3 separate regions of the Homo sapiens genome follow, and all the other regions are linked to region 3. A link is a contact called in ENCODE Hi-C or POLR2A ChIA-PET data. All regions are on one chromosome and are shown on one strand. The core of a region is the stretch at or near the end of the contact, and the rest is flanking DNA. Distances in the headings are between cores, read along the strand shown.

Region 1 (3,557 bases), core at 720-3,219, 340 kb after region 3:
CACTGAGAGGTGTGAGGGAGTCTCACCCTCACACCTGGGGACACCCCTATTACTGCCTGGACCAATAGAATACAGGGAAAGTGATGCTGTGGGATTTCCAAGCTAGGCCGTAAAAGGCAATATGGCTTCTACCTGGCTTTCTTGGGTGCTTTTCCTTGGCTTCCAGCCACCTCATTGTGAGGAAGCCCAGCCTGCAGGGAGAGGTCATGTGTGGGTGTTCCAGCCAAAAACCGGAAGCCTGTGTGGACTGCCACACCCACCAGTTTGTTTGTTTTGTTTTTCATTTGGTGATTAGATTCTCCAGTTTATGTGCCTGCAGATGGTCCCTGCTACTGCTTCGAGTGGCTCAGCGGAGACTCCAGACGCCATGAGGCGGCGACAAGCCACCCTGCCTGAATTCCTGACCCACAGGAACTATGACAGGTGATAAAAAGTCATTATTTTAAGCTGCTAAATGTGAGGGGAATTTGTTAGGCTGCCATAGATAACCGATACAGGACCTCTTGTATCCCAGCCGAGTGGTTTAGCTGCCACGTACAGTAACCTCAGGAATCACCGAGTGGAGGTTCCTCAGCTCTATTTCCAATTTCCTCCTTTAAAAATGTGTCTTTTACGGTCCCCTTTACTAGCCAGTTATGAAATTGCTGGACAATACAACAGATCTAGATATGTGACATACATTTGTATGACTATATGTTCATATATAACATATATATTATTCATATACCTAACAGTAATATAGAGAAGCAAAAGGAAAATAATTCTTCATAAAATAACATGAAATTCAATATATGGTCATTTCTTCTGCAATGTGTTCCTAAAATCACTTGCTATGGAATTTTGCATAATAAAAATAACAGAGCTTGTGGGGAAATGAGGTTAGTGACAGAATACCCAACACCTATACAGTAAGTTTTTCATGACGTTCATAGGCTCTTGGAAACAGTGACTGTAAGCAAAACTGCATAGAAAGAAACCAATTTCCCTATAGGCTAATTGATATCCACAAGAGTTAAGTTCCTGTAGCATATTTCTGATAGCAAAAACATCACCAAACTTCTAAATGAAGACCCAAACACTTGTAATATTAAACATTAAAACAATAAAATAAATGTAATATTAAACATTAAAATAAAAGCTATAACACATTTAAGACAAATTAATAAAAACAAGTAAGAGAATTGTTTACCTGCTTATTCCAGTTCAGGGTTGAGGGTGGCCGAAGCCTATCTCCAAAGCTTAGGGCGCAAGGCGGGAACCAGCCCTGAATAGGACACACTCCCATCGCAGGGCGCGTGCACACCACCTGCACTCACTCATACTGGGATGTGTAGACATGGCAGTTCACCTCATAGGCACACCTTTGGGATGTGGGAGGAAACAGGAGTAGCCAGAAAAAACCTACACAGACCTAGAGAGAATGTGCAAAGTTCACACAGATGGTGGCCCCACCAGGGGGAATTCATTTTTTTTTCTCTTCAACATTATAACAAAATGACTTTGAAATAAAATGATGTTATTCCAGGACCTGCTATATAATTTTGTAATTAATTCATTACAAAATAAATAATAAACTTTATTAAAATTCTGCCATAGTTTGAGACACCTTAAATTCTCAGTCAATAAATATATATGTATATATATATATGCATGTAGGTATATATATATATATATATATATACGTATATATATATATACGTATATGTATATATATATATATACACACATACATACACACACACACCATTTACCTTGACAAACACATGCAGTTTGGAGGGTGGATGTGGTTTTGGAGAAGGGGTGTGTATTAGTCTGTTTTCATGCTGCTAATAAAAATATACCCAAGACTTAGTAATTTATAAAGGAAAGAAGTTTAATGGACTCACAGTTTCACATGGCTGGAGAGGCCTCACAATCATGGTGGAAGAGCAAGGGACATCTTACATGGTGGCAGGCAAGGCAGAATGAGATCCAAGTGAAAGAGGTTTCCCCTTATAAAACCACCAGATCTCCTGAGACTTATTCACTACCACGAGAACAGTATGGGGAAAACCACCCCCATGATTCAATTATCTCCCACTGAGTTCCTCCCACAACACATGGGAATTGTGGGAGCTACAGTTCAAGATGATATTTGAGTGGGGACACAGCCAAACCATATAGGGGTGGATGGAAAGGCCTGTCATTTATGGAATGAAATATTTCCATACAAGAATGGGCATTGGCCTATTTTGGTGCCTTCTCACTGGTTTAAAATAAAAATTCTGCTGCATTCAGTGGTAGTTTTCATCTTCAACCCACTGCAAGTAATTTTTGGCCATATTTCAGACAGCTGATAACTCTACTATTTCATTTTGTTGTTGCTCTCAAAGCCACTTCCCTGATGTTGTGCAATGTGGATTCCTACAGGTGCGATGCTTTTGCAATATCACGTGATCTTTGTGTTTCCAAATATTTTATTATATCAAGCTACTCCTCAATATTCAAGGCTTTTCTTTGACATGCATACTCGGATTCTTATAACCCAAATGATTGCTTATGTTTGAGACTCTGTAATGGATACTTCTATCAAGAACATCTAACACTCAGGAGACCAGCTCTGTGCGCTTGCAGGGCTCACCATGGGCCAGCTTGGTAGCAGGCGGGAGCACCTCAGCAGGAGACTGCTTTGAGCCAGTGGCATTTCTCATGCACACCACCTGGTGTTGCAGCAGCATGAAACTAACCCCTCATGGAAAATGGCTGGGCTTTTCTGTTTTTCTGTTTTTGTTTGTTTGTTTTGTTTTTCATTTGGTGATTAGATTCTCCAGTTTATGTGTCATGTATTGTGATGGTTAAAGATGGCTGTAAATTCCTTGCCATGCCCACTTTGAAAAGTGGAGCCTCTTTCCCTTCCCTTTGGATCTGGGCTCGACCTGTGATTTGCTTTGAGCCATAGAATGCAGTGGAAGTGACGCTCTGTAACTTCTGAGGCTAAGCTATTCCACACTGGGAACGTTGTCTCTTTGAACTCCCACATAATGAGGGGAGAAGCCCAAGCACCATGGAAAGGCCATTTGGAGGGAAACTGAGCCTCTCCAGTCTGCAGCAAAGTGAAGCTACTAGCTGACGTGGTTGGCAAGTGCTGTGTGCCCCATCTTAAATGTCCCAGCCCAGTCAGCCTCTAGATGACTGCAAGTGACACTATGTGGGTCAGAAAAACCATCCTGCTGATTCCAGTCAACTTACAGAACCATGAGGCACAATGCACAGTTTTGTTGTTTTGAGCTACTATTTTCAGGGTGCTTTGTGTATGCTACATAATTGAAGCAGCATGTGAACAAATTCTTCACAACATGTGTTGTAATAGAAGAATATTTCAGGCCAATATCCCTGATGAACATTGATGCGAAAATCCTCAATAAAATACTGGCAAACCAAATCCAGCAGCACACTGAAAAGCTAATCCACCATGATCAAGTTGGCTTCATCCCTGGGATGCAAGGCTGGTTCAACATATGCAAATCAATAAACGTAATCCATCACGTAAACAGAACCAATGAAAAACCCACATGATT
Region 2 (3,423 bases), core at 614-3,113, 420 kb after region 3:
AGACTCTGGAAGAGAGGAAAAAGCTGTATATTTTAGTATTGTTATGCCTTTTTCTTGCTTTTTGAACAGGACTTCCACATTTTAGTTTAGCACCAGGTTCTGCAGACCAGATAGCCAGTCCTATTTAAAAGGGCCCACCAACGCATGGCAGAATGCATTTTAAAAAGATTTATTTTGGAACTTCAAAGGTAAAGAGAAGTTTTTGAAGTTTCCAGAGAGAAAGAAGGGTTAATTTACAAGAAATGAAGTGCCTGCGGCCAGCAATGTGGAGCTGGGTCAAGAGCGCTGTGGCTCTTTGAGCATAGGGCACCGACTGTGGCTGGCCAGGGCTTGTGTGTGGCCCAGGGCTTCTGAGCAGGCTCATCCCTTCTGAGCAGGCTCATCCCATGTCTTGACCTGGTCTGGAAACCAAAGGAAGGTGCAGCGGACAGCAGCTGGGGGGCAGGGGTAGACTGGGCACACGAGGCTCATTGTGAAATCCCAGGGCGTCTCCTGGGAGCTTGTCTGCACAGAGCTGGCAGGGCCAGTGCTGGAGCCAAGCCAGGTTCCAGAAACGTGCCCAGACACAGCTTGGCAAGGTGGTGGGCTGCAGCATGTGAGGACAGGAGGAACACAGTGTCCCTGAGCTCTGCTGCTCCAGAGCTGGGCTCCGTGGAAGAACCAGGAGGCTGAAGAGGGTGAGTGCACCAGCACTGAGGTGCGCCATGGGCTGCTTTCGAGGCTCAGGTTTCCTGTGTCAGTGGATGGGCAGGGCCAGCTCTGTGTGCTGCGGGTTTGTGCGCTGAGACACAACACATGCAGACACACACAGACATACAGATACATGCAGACACACAGACTCATAAGACACACATGTACATACAGACACACAGATACATGCAGACACACAGACTCATAAGACACACAAGTACACACAGACACACAGATACCCAGATACACACAGATACACAGACTCATACAGACACACATGTACATATAAACAGACACACAGATACATACAGATACAAAGACTCATACAGATACACATGTACATACAGACACACAGACACACAGGTACATAGATACACAGACTCATACAGCCATACATGTACATACAGACACACAGACACACAGACACATGCAGACACACAGACTCATAAGATACACATGGGCATACAGACACATAGATACATACAGATACACAGACTCATACAGACACACATGTATGTAAGACACACAGACACACAGATACAGATACATGCAGACACAGACTCATAAGACACACATGTATATATAGACACACAGACACAGATACATGCAGACACACAGACTCATACAGACACACATGTACATACAGACACACAGATACACGCAGATACACATAGACATGGACATACACATGTACATACACACACAGACCCATAAAGGGACACTTAGACACACAGACACACATACAGACATACACGCAGACATACATGCAGACGTATATACGGACACACACACAGACACAAAATGGAAACTTTTTCCTTGGCTCTTCAAATACAGAAAAATCATCCAAACAATTCATTTTGGCCAAGCCAACTCATGCCGGCATTAGGAGTTGGGGGCCAATGCAGAGAGTGCAGCTCTGCCTGCTGTCCTTCTCCTTTACTGCCCTGGTAGAAGCGCTGATGAGCACGGCAGCCAAGGCTGTCCAGGAGGGGATGCATGGAGCACAATGCTTGGACACAGTCCAGCCAGCAAGGAGAGGCTGGCTGGGTCCCTCCCAGGGCACCCAGACTGTTCCAGGGCTGTGGGAGGCCCAAGAGAGGAACAGAGCGACCCGTTTCCCGAGAGCTTGGCAGCCTCAAAGTAGTGGGGACGTCATGTTCTGGGGCCCGAGGGAGAGGTCGTCAGCCATAGAAAGAGGGAAAACTATGTGGGGAAGGAGCCATGGGCTAAGGTTTCAGGCCCCAGGAAGGACTCGCTGGAACAGCACGGGCTGAGTGGGAGCCCATGCCAGGCCAACAGTGAGGCCTGGCATGGGAAAGTGCCTGTACAGCCGCCTTGTGAGGAGTCAAAGACGTGGAGGACATGCCGGGAGAAATGAGCACAAGCAGGTTTCCGTGCTGCCGAAATTCTGTGCATCCTGAAGATGCTTCATTCCAACGGAGGGAATGCAAGTCCACAGAGGTTTCCAGAAGTCACCAACCATGGAATGCTTTCTCTCTTCCACTGACAATACCCATGCAAGAACACGGCAGAGGCTGAAATGGTCTTGGGGCAGGGGAGAGACTCCGGCCTCGGAGGGTCTCACCCTACTGCACAGCACATTAAGCCCACCCTGCGAGGTCGACAGAGGGCTGAAGCTGAAAGCCCATTGTATGGGCAACAAAGGACGAGCACCCAGGCTGGGTTGCCTCCAGTCTCTTTCCTCAGTGTGGCTTCCTGGGCAGAAAGCACATGGCTGGGTTGATCCCTATGGCAGGCCCAGGCCAGGTGAGGCAAGTGAGTGTCCTTAAGCTACGCCCCAGTGTCCCCTTCTCTCACCTCAGCCCTGGCCCTGGCTGAGGAGAACAGGTGGTCCTCAGCCATCTGGGGGTGATGGCAAGCCTGGAGCGGGTTCCGTGCAGATCACATAAGAACAAGGCTGAAGTACTAGGGACACTCACACAGCCCCGGCTTCCCAGGATGGACCTGGGGGTGGCAAACGGCTCTCCATCCACAGGGACCCCTGGGCTGGGCCATGTAACTGTAGGGCATTGCCAGAATCAGGGTCACCATGGGCTGGGCACTCAGAGGCTGTTCCAGGTGGGAGTCCACACTCCAGGCCCAGGGCAGTGCCTGCCCTCCGTGGTAGAAAGAGCTCATGCCTTTCTAGCACAACTCCTGAAGGGTAAATAGCTACAAGTGAAGGGGCACCCTATGCAGGGAGGACAGTCATCAACTGTCATCAACACTGACTTTTTGTTTGTTTGTTTGTTTTTGAGATGGAGTCTCGCTCTGTTGCTTTGTCACCCAGGCTGGAGTGCAATGGCACAATCTTGGCTGACTGCAACCTCTGCCTCTTGGGTTCAAGCGATTCTCCTGCCTCAGCCTCCTGAATAGCTGGGATTACAGGTGCATGCCACAGATGGCTGTGACATGGCTGGTTTCATACCCCCACAGTGAACTACGCACATGCGGTAACTGTGGCTCAGGTGGTACGGAAGGCACAGTAGGAGGCTCAGGTCATCTGGCCACTAAGTCCTACCCTCACATATCTGGGTGCTTTGGTTATACAGAACCCATGTCCTGAAGAATCCATATCGGGCTTCTGTCTAGGAAGATTTCACACCCTGCGCATTGCAAAAGGCCATGGAAAAATGGTGGCTGCTAAGAGTTATTACTTATAGAGGCAAAGTGATGTGCAAATATTATAGAAGGTCAGTATTATTATTATCATCATCAATATCTTGTGCAGAA
Region 3 (3,468 bases), core at 797-3,296:
CTTGCTCTGTCACCCAGGCTGGAGTGCAGCAGTGTAATCTCAGCTCACTGCAACCTCCGCCTCCCGAGTAGCTGGGATTACAGGCATGCACCACCACACCTGGCTAATTTTTGTATTTTTAGTAGAGATGGGGTTTCACCATGTTGGCCAGGCTGGTCTCGGACTCCTGGCCTCAAGGCCGCCTGCCTCAGCCTCCCAAAGTGTTGGGATTATAGGTGTGAGCCACTGTGCCTGGCCGATGTCTGATTATTTATTTTTGATATTGATACATTGTGTCTTTTTTCTTAAATACTAGCAAAACATTAGTCACTTTTGTTTATCTTTTCAAATAAGTGGCTTTTGGTTTCCTTTATTTTGCTTTTCTTTCTATTCATTGATTTCTTCATTATTTTCTTCTCTCTGTTTGCCTCGGGTTTAATTTACTCTTATTTCTAGCTTCCTAAGGTGGAAGTTTAGATAACTGATTTGAGGCCCTTCTTTTCTTATAGTTGACCCTTGAGCAACATGAGAGGTTAGGAGAGATGACACCTCCACCTGCACCCCTGCCCCCACCCCTCACAGTTGAAAATCCTCCTATAACTTGACTTCTCAAAAACTGAACTACTAATAGTCTACTGTTGACTGGAGGCCTCACTGGTAACATAAAGGGTTGAGTAACAAACATTTTGTATGTTATATGTATTATATGCTTTATTCTTACAGTAAAGTAAGCTAAAGAAAAGAAAATGTTACTAAGAAAACCATAAGGAAGAGAAAATACATTTACTATCAAGTGGAAGTGGGTCATCACACAGGTTATCCTTGTCATCTTCATGTTGAGTAGGTTAAGGAGAAAGAGGAGGGGTTGTCTTGCTGTCTCAAAGGGGTGGCAGAGGTGGAAGAAAATCTGTGTACAAATAGACCTGATGTTGTTCAAAGGTCAGCTGCACTTAAATTTTAATGTTTTCATTTGAGCACGTCAGAGATGCCGTTAAAAATGACTCAGAGTACTCGTGCCCTTTCTGTGTAAGTAATGATTGATTGGTTGTTGCTAATTCATTTCTGACTCTAATTCCATTTTTTAAAAAGCCTACCTGTATAATATTTTAGGATCTGTAGAGATTTTAAGGAATAGGAAATATATATTAGTAATAACCTGCTGACTAATCTGCTTCCACTCTTGCCCTTTCCCCACACAGCAGCCCAAGTGATCTTAAAAAAGTTAATGGATCACATCACTCTGCTATTTCAGACACTGTTCAGAAATAAAGTGTGTGGGAGGCAGAAATGACCCCCAAAGTTGTCCACGTCCTAATGCTGGAACCTTACATGGAAACAGGAACTTCGCAGATGTGAGGAAGGTGAAGATCTTACGATGGGGAGATTTTCCTGATGTATCCACTGGGCCCAATGTAAAGACAAGGGTTCATACAAGAGGGAGGCAGGAGGACTCTGAGCAGGAGAAATGACAACAGGAAGCAGAAGTTGGAGAGAAGCAAGGAAGGGGCCATGAGCCAAGGAATGTGGACAGCCCCTAGAAGCTGGGAAAGGCAAGGGAGCTCATCTTCCCTAGTGCCTCCAGAAGGAATGCAGCCTTGCCAACCCATTTTAGACTTCTGACCTAGAATTGTCAGGTAATCCCTTTAAGCTTGTAGTTATTTGTCCAGCAGCACCAGGAAACTGATACCAAGTGTGTCAGGTCTCGCCTACTCTGGCCACATTGCCTTTTCCCACCAATTTCCCACTGCCTTTCTTACTCTCTCTGCTTGACAAAGCTCATTCTTCTCTCCAACTCGTTGTGCTCAGTGTTCTCTTTGTGTTCAGAAAGGCCTCTGCTCTAATGTCATCTTAAATAGCTGTTCCCTCATCACTTAAACCAAAGCAGGTCTCCCTGCTTCCCCCAGCCTCCATCACATTTTTCTATTTTAGCTTCATCTCTGAACGTTTCTGTTCTTGAATTTATTTTTTACTTATTGATTATCAGTCAGCCTCCCCCGCAGATAAGCTCCTTTCGTTGGCATTAGGACAGAGGCCTATTGCCAGAACAGTGCCTGGCCCATAGAAGGCACTTAGCAAATAGTTCATGGGATGACTGTGAACCATTTTGGTTGTTGAGGAAGTAACATTGGCAAAATGTCATGGTTAAATAAAACAAGCTTTGATACAGAGCATGCGTAGGTGGCTTGTGTGGTTAAGAAGAGTGATTTGTTCTTGAGATATTGTCAGTCTTATAAATAGAAGGTTGTATCTAGGGTACCAGTAAATTTAACCAGTGGAGATTAAAACATTAGCTTTATGACTTACCGTTAAACCTGTTTCAAAGATATGGCTTTGATGTGTTCCCAGATGGACTTCAAGTTCTCTCTCCCACCTGCTACCACAAGGGATGTCTTGGAGGAGCACAGCTGCCTCTGTTGGGGTGAGCAGAGAATGGGCCCCCCCTAGTGGGTGGGCAGCTGGTCAGAGAGCCTAGGTGGTTCTCTCAGTCCCCTTTCTCCAAGGCTGCCCAGTTATGTGGTGAGGTGAGCATTGTGGGCAGTGGGAGGCTGGAAGGGGTCCTTCCTGCAGGAGACCCCTCTTGCATGAGGCCAGGGGAGTGGAATTCAGCTCTAGAACTTTGGTCAGCTTGAGTAGAGCTCCGGCAGTTAGAAAGGGAGACTTCAAAAGTTAGAAAAAATTAGATTTTTGTCAGTCTGCTTCTGGAAATTGATACTCAGTAGTAGTTTGCCTTCTCAGGGCTTTCTCTGGGAACTGGCATTAGTCTAGACTGAGGTTAGTAAATTTTGTGTGTAAAAGGCCAGATATTTTAGGCTTTGTGTGCCTCTTAACAATTTTTGTCACATATTCTTTGTTTTATCTTTACAACCCTTAGAAAAGATGTAAAAGCTGGGTGCAGACTGGCCTGCAGGCTGTTTTTTGCTGTCTTCTGGTTCACACTCCAGTTTTCTCTGTTTGTTCCAGCTGGAGGAGCAGGGGTCAGTTACACTGGGCTTTGCAGGAAGAAGCTGGAGAGGCTTGGCCATGGAGGCTGTTTTTCTTGACATAAAAATAAAAATGTTCATTTTTTCTTGTGTGCTTGGTGAGTGATCTGGAAACAGTTGTACAACTCATAGTTTGAGAAGTATTTTGTTCAGTGATAGTGTCATTTGGGTGAATGCTAGATTTGAAGGCCAGCACCAATTAGGATGATCTTGAGGTTTATGGTTCTTAAAAACTCCCTGAGTTGAAGTTTCATTTGAATAATGTATTGCTTTTCGGGGTAAAATAAGGTTGAAAGAGATGGAGGTAGTCAATATTTTTACATTCTCTAAAGAAAAAGGCAACATGATTAATACCAGTATTATTTACTCATTAAATTTTATATTAATGGATATTATGTTTGTTACCTTTTTGTGACTGTAAACATTTGGTAATTTTTTTTCTTTAGAATTATGTGAAATAACTGTCAATTGGTTTTGTTTTGTGACAGATAGGACACATGCCTATTAG

The links. A loop is a pair of places that touch in the nucleus more often than their neighbours do. ChIA-PET counts read pairs that join two places held with the same protein, here RNA polymerase II (POLR2A). Pooled maps may share reads with other maps.
Region 1: a loop to region 3 is called in a map of PC-3, with 2.5 times the contacts of the local background. The contact joins the promoter of LINC02957 here to the enhancer-like site in region 3. A Hi-C loop is called at or near these places in 1 of 168 maps with a recorded cell type or tissue (PC-3). POLR2A ChIA-PET finds 5 or more read pairs at or near these places in 1 of 52 experiments (H1).
Region 2: a loop to region 3 is called in a map of psoas muscle, with 3 times the contacts of the local background. The contact joins two enhancer-like sites. A Hi-C loop is called at or near these places in 1 of 168 maps with a recorded cell type or tissue (psoas muscle), 2 of 37 single-sample maps with no recorded cell type and 4 of 50 pooled maps. POLR2A ChIA-PET finds 5 or more read pairs at or near these places in 1 of 52 experiments (activated CD4-positive, alpha-beta T cell).

Annotation. Positions count from the first base shown.
Region 1 is chr9:90,995,450-90,999,006 of GRCh38, reverse strand. It overlaps LINC02957 (long intergenic non-protein coding RNA 2957), which reads right to left and starts at 1,969. Exons shown (of 4, transcript NR_184139.1): 1 at 1,887-1,969; 2 at 1,190-1,361.
Region 2 is chr9:90,918,456-90,921,878 of GRCh38, reverse strand. No RefSeq gene overlaps it. Among named protein-coding and RNA genes, the nearest start is that of LINC02957, 77 kb to the left of the region's middle. RefSeq lists a silencer at 383-545. Within about 2 kb of position 1,863, at least 13 of the 41 ENCODE cell types and tissues checked have a DNase peak (open chromatin) inside an H3K27ac peak, as active enhancers do.
Region 3 is chr9:91,340,254-91,343,721 of GRCh38, reverse strand. All of the region lies in intron 3 of AUH (AU RNA binding methylglutaconyl-CoA hydratase), which reads left to right. Among named protein-coding and RNA genes, the nearest start is that of AUH, 20 kb to the left of the region's middle. Within about 2 kb of position 2,046, at least 2 of the 41 ENCODE cell types and tissues checked have a DNase peak (open chromatin) inside an H3K27ac peak, as active enhancers do.